Regions from separate parts of the Homo sapiens genome. Here region 1 is linked to region 2. Evidence: read pairs that join two places in POLR2A ChIA-PET (ENCODE). Cell type or tissue: A673. All regions are shown on one strand. Each heading gives the region's core, and the rest is flanking DNA. Links, peaks and the distances in the headings are about the cores only.

Evidence for each region. ChIA-PET counts read pairs that join two places held together with the same protein. Peaks named below come from ENCODE experiments on the same cell type or tissue, not always from the same donor. Only the 100,000 strongest peaks of a DNase experiment are listed, where the experiment ranks them.
Region 1: POLR2A ChIA-PET joins it to region 2 with 6 read pairs; 7 of 35 experiments call an interaction of 5 or more read pairs at or near these places.

The regions. Positions count from the first base shown.
Region 1 is chr19:17,759,928-17,764,313 of GRCh38, forward strand. It overlaps FCHO1 (FCH and mu domain containing endocytic adaptor 1), which reads left to right. Exons shown (of 29, transcript NM_015122.3): 5 at 2,835-2,926. Among named protein-coding and RNA genes, the nearest start is that of FCHO1, 11 kb to the left of the region's middle. In A673, for the core only: no CTCF peak of the experiment used is centred there; a DNase peak (open chromatin) is centred at 2,724.
Region 2 is chr19:17,936,135-17,940,520 of GRCh38, forward strand. CCDC124 (coiled-coil domain containing 124) reads left to right here. Exons shown (of 5, transcript NM_001136203.2): 2 at 276-445. The coding sequence starts at 287. Among named protein-coding and RNA genes, the nearest start is that of CCDC124, 5.3 kb to the left of the region's middle. In A673, for the core only: a CTCF peak has its summit at 2,292 (motif pointing right); a DNase peak (open chromatin) is centred at 2,307.

The sequences.
Region 1 (4,386 bases), core at 229-4,228, 180 kb before region 2:
CAATTATTTTTCTTACCTTACTGCATTTGCCAACACCTCTACATCAGCATTAAATATTAGCCATGATTTGAGGCATTCCTGCCTCATCCTGAAATATGTTGTGTCTCCTGTTTTGCCATCTTTTTTTTTTTTTTTGCATTGGGGGACAGAGTCTTGCTATGTCACCCAGGCTGGAGTGCAATGGCACGATCTCAGCTCACTACAACCTCTGCCTCCCGGGTTCAAGCGATTCTCCTGCCTCAGCCTCCGAATAGCTGGGGTTATAGGCATGTGCCACCACGCCTGGCTAATTTTTGTATTTTTAGTAGAGACGGGGTTTCACCATGTTGGCCAGTCTGGTCTCGAACTCCTGACCTCAGATAATCTGCCTGCCTCGGCTTCCCAAAGTGCTGGGACTACAGGTGTGAGGCACCGCGCCCGGCCTGATTACCATTTTTAATGGACAGCTTAGTAGTGTTCAGGCATGATGCCCTTCCCAGGTGACAGAATCTGGCCGGCGTTAAGATATAGTTGTTGCCTCATTTTTTCCTACTCCTTTCATGCGGCAGAGGGTCCCAATTTTCCATTGAGAGTGGCAGAAAAAGTTGCCCTTTAACATAAATGTCTTTGGGGAAGAAGCATAAGCAAATTTAAAACAAATGCTAACTATTAATAACTAATGTTACGAATTAGCAAAAACTAGAGTGGCCTTTGGGGCTTTGGGGAGCATTGACATGGATTATCTTGCTGCTTGTATCATCTCCATGTAAGAGGCAGATGTCTCCCAGGCTGTAGTGTAGTGACATGATTTTGGCTCATTGTAACCTCCGCCTCCCGGGTTCAAGTGATTCTCCTGCCTCAGCTTCCTGAGTAGCTGGGATTACAGGCACCTGCCACCATGCTTGGCTAATTTTGCATTTTTAGTAAACACGGGGTTTCACCATTTTGGCCAGGCTGGTCTCGAACTCAAGACCTCAAGTGATCTGCCTGCCTCAGCCTCCCAAAGTGCTGGGATTACAGGGGTGAGCCACCGCGCCTAACCTCCCTGCCCCATCTTAATGAGGAGCTCCTAAAAGCTCAGAGGGGGCAGTGACTTGCCTGGGTCACACAGTGCAGCCCTGGCCTCCCCCACCATGACAACCCCAGAAATTGGAGTAAAGAGATTTTGTGAAGGCATTCGCAGGCACCAGGGTAGAAATACTCAGTTCCCAGTGGCACTAACAGGTAACAGCAGAATCATTTGTTTATTTATTCAACGAACTCAAATGCCCTTTCTGTCTCTCATTCTGTGCTGGGCTTTGGTGGGTCCTGGGAGAGAACTCAAACCTGGACCCTAATTTGGGTTCTCATAGGCGGAATTTCCATGTTGACAAGAACAGAAAACACAACTACAGTGACTTAAGCAACGGGGACTGTATTGGCTTATAAGATCAAATGATTATGGGGGAATGTGGCTTTCAGGGTTGGTTTGATCCAGCAACTCAATTTAACACACTTTTTTTTTTTTGTAGCTAGTATAAATGGGATCACTTTCTTGATTTCTTTTCAGCTATATTTTATTAATGGTGTATAGAAACGCTACTGATTTTCATGTTGATATTTGTATTTTGCAATTTAACTGAATTTGTTTATCAGTTCTAGGAGTTTTTTGGTGGTGTGTTTAGGCCTTCCTATACATAAGTTCATGTTGCAAAGAGAGACAATTTGACTTCTTTTCATGTATATACATATATATATATATATATATACACACACACTTCCCCCCCGCCCTGAGACGGAGTCTTCCTCTGTTGCCCAGAGCTGGAGTGCAATGGCGTGATCTCGGCTCACTGCAACCTCTGCCTCCCACGTTCAAGCAATTCTCCTGCCTCGGCCTCCCAAGTAGCTGGGATTACAGGGGTGCGCCACCATGCCTGGCTAATTTTTGTATTTTTAGTAGAGACAGGGTTTCTCCATGCTGGCCAGGCTGATCCCAAACTCCTGACCTCATGGTCCGCCCGCCTCAGCCTCCCAAGGTGCTAGGATTACAGGCGTGACCCACTCCAATTTATTTTTATTTTTATTTCATTCATTCATTCATTCATTCATTCATTTATTTTGAGACAGTCTTGCTCTGATACCCAGGCTGGAGTGCAGTGGTAGGATCTCAGCTCACTGCAACCTCTGCCTCCTGGGCTCAAGCAATCCTCCTGCCTCAGTCTCCCAAGTAGCTGGGATTACAGGCACGCGCCACCACGCCTGGCTAATTTTTGTATTTTTAGTAGAGACGGAGTTTTGCCATGTTGGCCAGGCTGGTCTCGAACTCCTGACCTCAAGTGAACCACCCACCTTGGCTTCTCAAAGTGTTGGGATTACGGGCGTGAGCCACCGTGCCCAGCTCAACACACTTTTTTTTTTTTTTAAATATAAAAGCCCTCTGGTTCAGCTTCTTTCTAAGGTTCACGGTTTCCATTTGACTTCCAGTATCCCCTGTGGCCACATAATTCCTCATTTATGGAAAGACACAAAGAGAAAAGGGGAGGAGACTGAGACAGAAACGGCAGAGAGACTCAGAAAAACGGAGAGAAAGACAGAGACACAAAGACAGAAGGAGACAAAGACACAGAACAAATGAGATTCCTCCCCAGCAACTATAGGACAAAAAGAAAATCCCAGGCTTCTCTCTGATTGGACAAATTTAAGGTCCATAGACAATCCCTATGGCCCAGGGGAAATGCAGCAAGCTGATTCGCTCAGGCCCGAACAAGTCCCTACAGCCAAGGGGATGGACTTCTGCTCCTTGGCCACGCCCCCGTTGCTAAGCAACTATGATGTTCTCTCCATCCTTTCTCAATCTCTATTCCCATCCCCTGCAGGGCGAGAAAAATCATGGCTTTGAGGTCCTGTACCACAGCGTGAAGCAGGGGCCCATCTCCACCAAGGAGCTGGCGGACTTCATCCGGGAGAGGTGAGGTCCCCAAGCCCCATCCACCAGAGGCCACGCCCACCATCCTGTAGTCACGCCCACCTAATGGCTACGCCCTGCATGGTCAGGGGCTAGAACCCTGGGGATTCCAGGAACCAGAGGGGCTCGAAAATCCTGGAAATGACCGATTCTCAACCCGGTCAGGCCCATATCTCCTTTTAAACAACAATCACCTGATTTCGAAAGCTCCCCTCCTCAAAAGAGGATGATATAACCTACTCAAGGTTGGAATTTTTTTTTTTGGAGACAAGATCTTGCTTTGTTGCCCAGGCTAGAGTGCAGTGACCCAATCATAGCTCACTGCAGCCTCGAACTCCTGAGTTCAAGAGATCCTCCTACCTCAGCTCCCGAGTAGCTGGGACTATAGGCATGTACCACCACATCTGGCTTTTTTTTTTTTTTTTTTTTTTAAACAGAGTTTTGCTCTTGTTGCCCAGGCTAGAGTGCAATGGTGCAGTCTCGGCTCACTGTAACCTCTGCCTCCCGGGTTCCAGCAATTCTCCTGCCTCAGCCTCCCAAGTAGCTGAGACTACAGGTGCCTGCCACCACGTCTGGCTAATTTTTTTATTTTTAGTAGAGACGAGGTTTCACTATGTTGGCCAGGCGGGTCTCAAACTCCTGACCTCAGGCGATCCGCCCGCCTCAGCCTCCAAAAGTGGTGGAATTACAGATGTAAGCCACTGCACTCTGCCTTTTTTTTTTTTTTTCTTTTTGGAGACAGAGTCTCACTTTGTTGCCCAGGGTGATCTGATCATAGCTCACTGCAGCCTCGACCTACCGGGCCCAAGCGATCCTCCCACCTCAGGATCCTGAGTAGCTGGGACTACAGGCATGCACCACCACACCTATCTAAGTTAAAAAAAATTTTTTTTGTAGAGAAGGAGTCTCATTATATTGCCCAGGGTGGTCTCGAACCCCTGGGTTCCAGTGATCCTCCTGCCTCGGCCTCCCAAAGTGCTGGGATTACAGGCATGAGTCACCATGCCCAGCCTACTACTGTTGTTAATAAAATATATTACGTAAGAAAAAATCTTCTATGAATTTTCAAAACATCCCTCAGAGTGTTGTGTCATCCCCCCATTATGGAAAGCCACTGCTAAGGTGTTTGAGATGGGGAAACTGAGGCCCAGAGGAGCAGTGCCTCTCTCAAGGGTGTCTGAAAGCTTCTTCATCTTTTTTTTTTTTTGCGATGGAGTCTTGCTTTGTCACCCAAGCTGGAGTGCAGTGGCACGATCTCAGCTCACCGCAACCTCCACCTCCTAGGTTCAAGCGATTTTCATGCCTCAACTTCCCCAGTAGCTGGGAATTACAGGCATGCACCACCACACCTGGCTAATTTTTGTATTTTTAGTAGAGACAGGGTTTCACCAAGTTGGCCAGGCTGGTCTTGAACTCCTAACCTCAGGTGATCCGTCCGCCTCGGCCTCCCAGAGTGCTGGGAT
Region 2 (4,386 bases), core at 310-4,309:
CCGCAAGTGATCCGCCCGCCTCGGCCTCCCAAAGTGCTGGGATTACGGGTGTGAGCCACCAGACCTGGCCTAAATGAGCTCATTTGGTGTCATGATGTGAATTTTGCCTTAATAAACTTTTACAAGGAGAGCGCTAAGTCCAAAGCCCTTGTTTTATACAGAGAAGGCCACAGAGGCCCCAAGAGGGTCATGGCTGCCCAAGTGTGATTCTGGGGGTGCTGAGTGCCGATGTCCCCTCCGGCCCCTGCTCCCCCATCCCCATCCTCTTCCCGCAGCCTGCTGAGGGATGCCCAAGAAGTTCCAGGGTGAGAACACCAAGTCGGCAGCGGCCCGGGCACGTAGGGCAGAGGCCAAGGCGGCCGCTGATGCCAAGAAGCAGAAGGAGCTGGAGGATGCCTACTGGAAGGACGACGACAAACACGTCATGAGGAAGGAGCAGCGCAAGGTGCGTGCACTCCGAGTCCCCGCGGCCCGCATGCCTTGTGGCCAAGGCCAGTGGTCATTATGTCAATGTGGGTGAATAGCGAGAGGGCCCTCTGAGCTTTGGTCTGAAAGGCCAGGAGGGACCAGGCGCTGTCGCTCACGCCTGTCATCCCAGTACTTTGGGAGGCCGAGGCAGGCAGATCACCTGGGGTCAGGAGTTCAAGATCAGCCTGGCCAACATGATGAAACCCTGTCTCTACTAAAAATACAAAAATTAACTGCGTGGTGGCGCACACTTACAGTCCCAGCTACTCTGGAGGCTGAAGCAGAATTGCTTCAACTGGGAGGCGCAGGTTGCAGTGAGCCGAGGTCTCCCCGCTGCACTCCAGCATGGGCAACAGAGCGAGATTCCATCTCAAAAAAAAAAAAAAAAAAAAAAGAGGCTGGGCAGAGTGCCTCATACCTGTAATCCCAGCACTTTGGGAGGCCGAGGTAGGCATATCACCTGAGGTCAGGAGCTCAAGACCAGCCTGGCCAAAATGGTGAAACCCTGACTCTACTCAAAATACAAAAATTAGCCAGGCATGGTGGCAGGCTCCTGTAATCCCAGCTACTCGGGAGGCTGAGGCAGGAGAATTGCTTGAACCCAGGAGGCGGAGGTTGCAATGAGCTGAGATTGTGCCGTTGCACTCCAACCTGGGCAACAGAGTGAGACACTGTCTCGGAAAACAAAAAGCAAAATGCCAGGAGGCACTGGAGATGGCAGAGGGGAGGGAGGCAGAGGAAATGGTGTGTGGAAAGGCCCTGGGGTGGCACAGTCTTGCTTGTCTGTGGACAGTGAGGCTGTCATTGCTCTCTGTGGATGTTTCTCTCCTTTGAGTAATGTCAGGGTTGGGCTAGATGGTCATTCTCACCGTGGAGCTACTCTGCCCCTGAGGACGCTTGGCAACACCTGGAGATGTGTTTGGTTGTCATAACTCGGGGAGAGGGGGTGTTGCTGGCATATAGAAGGTGGAGACCAGAGATGCTGACACTCTAGAATGCACAGGACGCCCCCACAGCAAAGAATGAGCCAGCCCCAGATGTCAGCAGTGCTGAGGCTGAGAAACGCTGTGATCAGGCCCCCATTTCCAACCTGTTGACCCAGGTCCACAGGTTCTTCTAGGTGTTTATTTTATTTTTGTTGTTGTTGTTGAGACAGAGTCTCCCTCTGTTGCCCAGGCTGGAGTGCAATGGCGCGATCTCAGTTCACCGCAACCTTTGCCTCCTGGGTTCAAGTGATTCTCCTGCCTCAGCCTCCTGAGTAGCTGGAATTACGGGCATGTGCCACCATGCCCAGCTAATTTTGCATTTTTAGTAGAGATGGGGTTTCTCCAGGTTGGTCAGGCTGGTCTCGAACTCCCAACCTCAGGTGATCCGCCTGCCTTGGCCTCCCAAAATGCTGAGATCACAGTCCTGAGCCAATGTGCCCGGCCCAGGTGTTTATTTTTTAAAAGCCGTCGTTTGGCGTGGTAGCTCATGCCTGTAATCTCAGTACTTTGGGAGGCTGAGGTGAGAGGATTGCTTGAGGCCAGGAGCTCCAGGCCAGCCTGGGCAACATAGCAAGACCCCATCTCCACAAAACATGTACAAATTAGCCATGCATGGTAGTGTGTGCCTGTGGTCCCAGCTACTTGGGAGGCTGAGGTGAGAGGATCACTTGAGCCTGGGAGTTCAGGGCTGCAGTAAGCTATAATCGTGCTACTGTACTCCAGCCTGGGCAACAGAATGAGACTGTGACTCAAGATGAATCAAAAAGCCCAGGGCCAAGCACCATGCTTCATTGGTGTCTGGGTTGTGGTTTAGGGCTGATGCTGACCTGCTTGGCCCAGTAGGTGGCGCCAGTGACCCATGCTAGCCACAGCTCCTGGTTTCCACACCCTGGGTAGCTGAGACACTGGCCCTCTAGGCAACCCCCCAGCTTAGGGGCTGCTATCCTGACAACATGCCCAGTTCTTGGGGGGAATCTGGACATTCCCACCTGTTTTACCCGTCATCTTTTTTTTGTTTTTTTAAAGACGGTCTTGCTCTGTCACCCAGACTGGAGTACAGTGGCAGGATCACAGCTCAATGCAGTCTTGACTTCCCGAACTCAAGCAAGCCTCCTGCCTCAGCCTCCCAAGTAGCTGGGACTATAGGCGTGCACCACCACGCCCAGCTATTGTTTGTATTTTGTGTAGGGGGTGGGGGTCATCTCACTGTGTTGCCCAAGTTGGTCTCAAACTCCTGGGCTCAAACAGTCCTCCCACCTCAGCCTCCCAAAGTGCTGGGATTACAGGCATGAGCCACTGCACCTGGCCTCCCATTGTCTTTCTGTGAAGGGGTAGATCCTGCCTTGTTTTTAGCACACATTCAATGTCCCTGGCTTTCTTCCAGCCCCACCCCTACCCACCCTGCTGCACTGGGTCCATGGAGATATTTATAGTTTGGGGGTTGGGGGATCATCAAAATTTTGACACTATAGGAAAGTTGAAAACTCAAAAGGAAAAACAATGTCTGTCAAAGATGCAGTATCCATCCGGGTGCGGTGGCTCACGCCTGTCATCCCAGGACTTTGGGAGGCCGAGGCAGGCGGATCACCTGAGGTCAGGAGTTCGAGACCATCCTGGCCAACATGGTGAAACCCCATCTCTGCTAAAAATAAAAAAATTAGCTGGGCGTGGTGGCGCGCACCTGTAGTCCCAGCAACTCAGGAGGCTGAGGCACAAGAATCACTTGTACCTGGGAGGTGGAGGTTGCAGTGAGCCGGGATCGCGCCACTGCACTCCAGTCTGGGTGACAAAGCAAGAGTCCATCTCAAAAAAATAATAAAATAAAACAAAAAGATCCAGTATCCAGACAGAATCCAGAGACCTTTCCGCCCATAGTGTCAAGATCATTGGCTTAATCCTCCCTGTGGCCTGCGTCTTGGCCACTGGGGTTGGCCCCATCCTCTGGATGAGGAAATTGAGGCAGAGAAGGCAGAAAGCCCAGATCACGTGGCTATGAGGAAGAGCTGGAGCCAGACTGGCACCTTCTCCTTTGTTAAGAGGCTTTTTTTTTTTGAGGCAGAGTTTCACTCTGTCGCACAGGCTGGAGTGCAGTGGCGCGACCTCGGCTCACTGCAACCTCTGCCTCCCAAGTTCAAACAACTCTCCTGCCTCAGCCTCCCGAGTAGCTGGGATTACAGGTGTGCGCCACCATGCCAGGCTAATTTTTGCATTTTTAGTAGAGATGGGGTTTCACCATGTTGGTCAGGCTGGTCTAAAACTCCTGGCCCCAAGTGATCCTTCCACCTCGGCCTCCCAAAGTGCTGGGATTACAGGTGTGAGCCACCGCACCTGGCCTTTTTTTTTTTTTTTTTAGACAGTCTCTGTTGCCCAGGCTGGAGTACAGTGGCGTGATCTCAGTTCACTGCAACCTCCGCCTCCTAGGTCCAAGCGATTCTTTTGCTTCAGCCTCCCAAGTAGCTGGGATTACAGGCATGGCACCATGCCTGGATAATTTTTGTATTTTTAGTAGAGATGGGGTTTCACCATGTTGGCCAGGCTGGTCTCCAACTCCTTACCTCAAGTGATCCGCCCACCTCGGCCTCCCAAAGTGCTGGAATTACATGCGTGAGCCACCGCCTCTGGCCTGTTAAGAGATTTGATTAAGGGACAGCAAAGCATGCCTGTCCTAGGAGTGTGGGTCAGAAAGCATGTACCTCTGAGCACACCTGTATTGCATGCATCCGGGACAAGGTATGGAGGGGGTTGGACAGGCAATTGGGGCCAGGTGGTGAATAGCTTAGACTTCACTTAGGGCCAGACAGGAAGCCACTAGACCCTATCATTGAGCATGAAGGCCACCACTGACAGTAGGTTAGCAAATAGGTGTGGCTGCATGCCCATAAAACTTTACCAAAGGGGCCGGGCATGGTGGCTCACACCTGTAATCCCAACA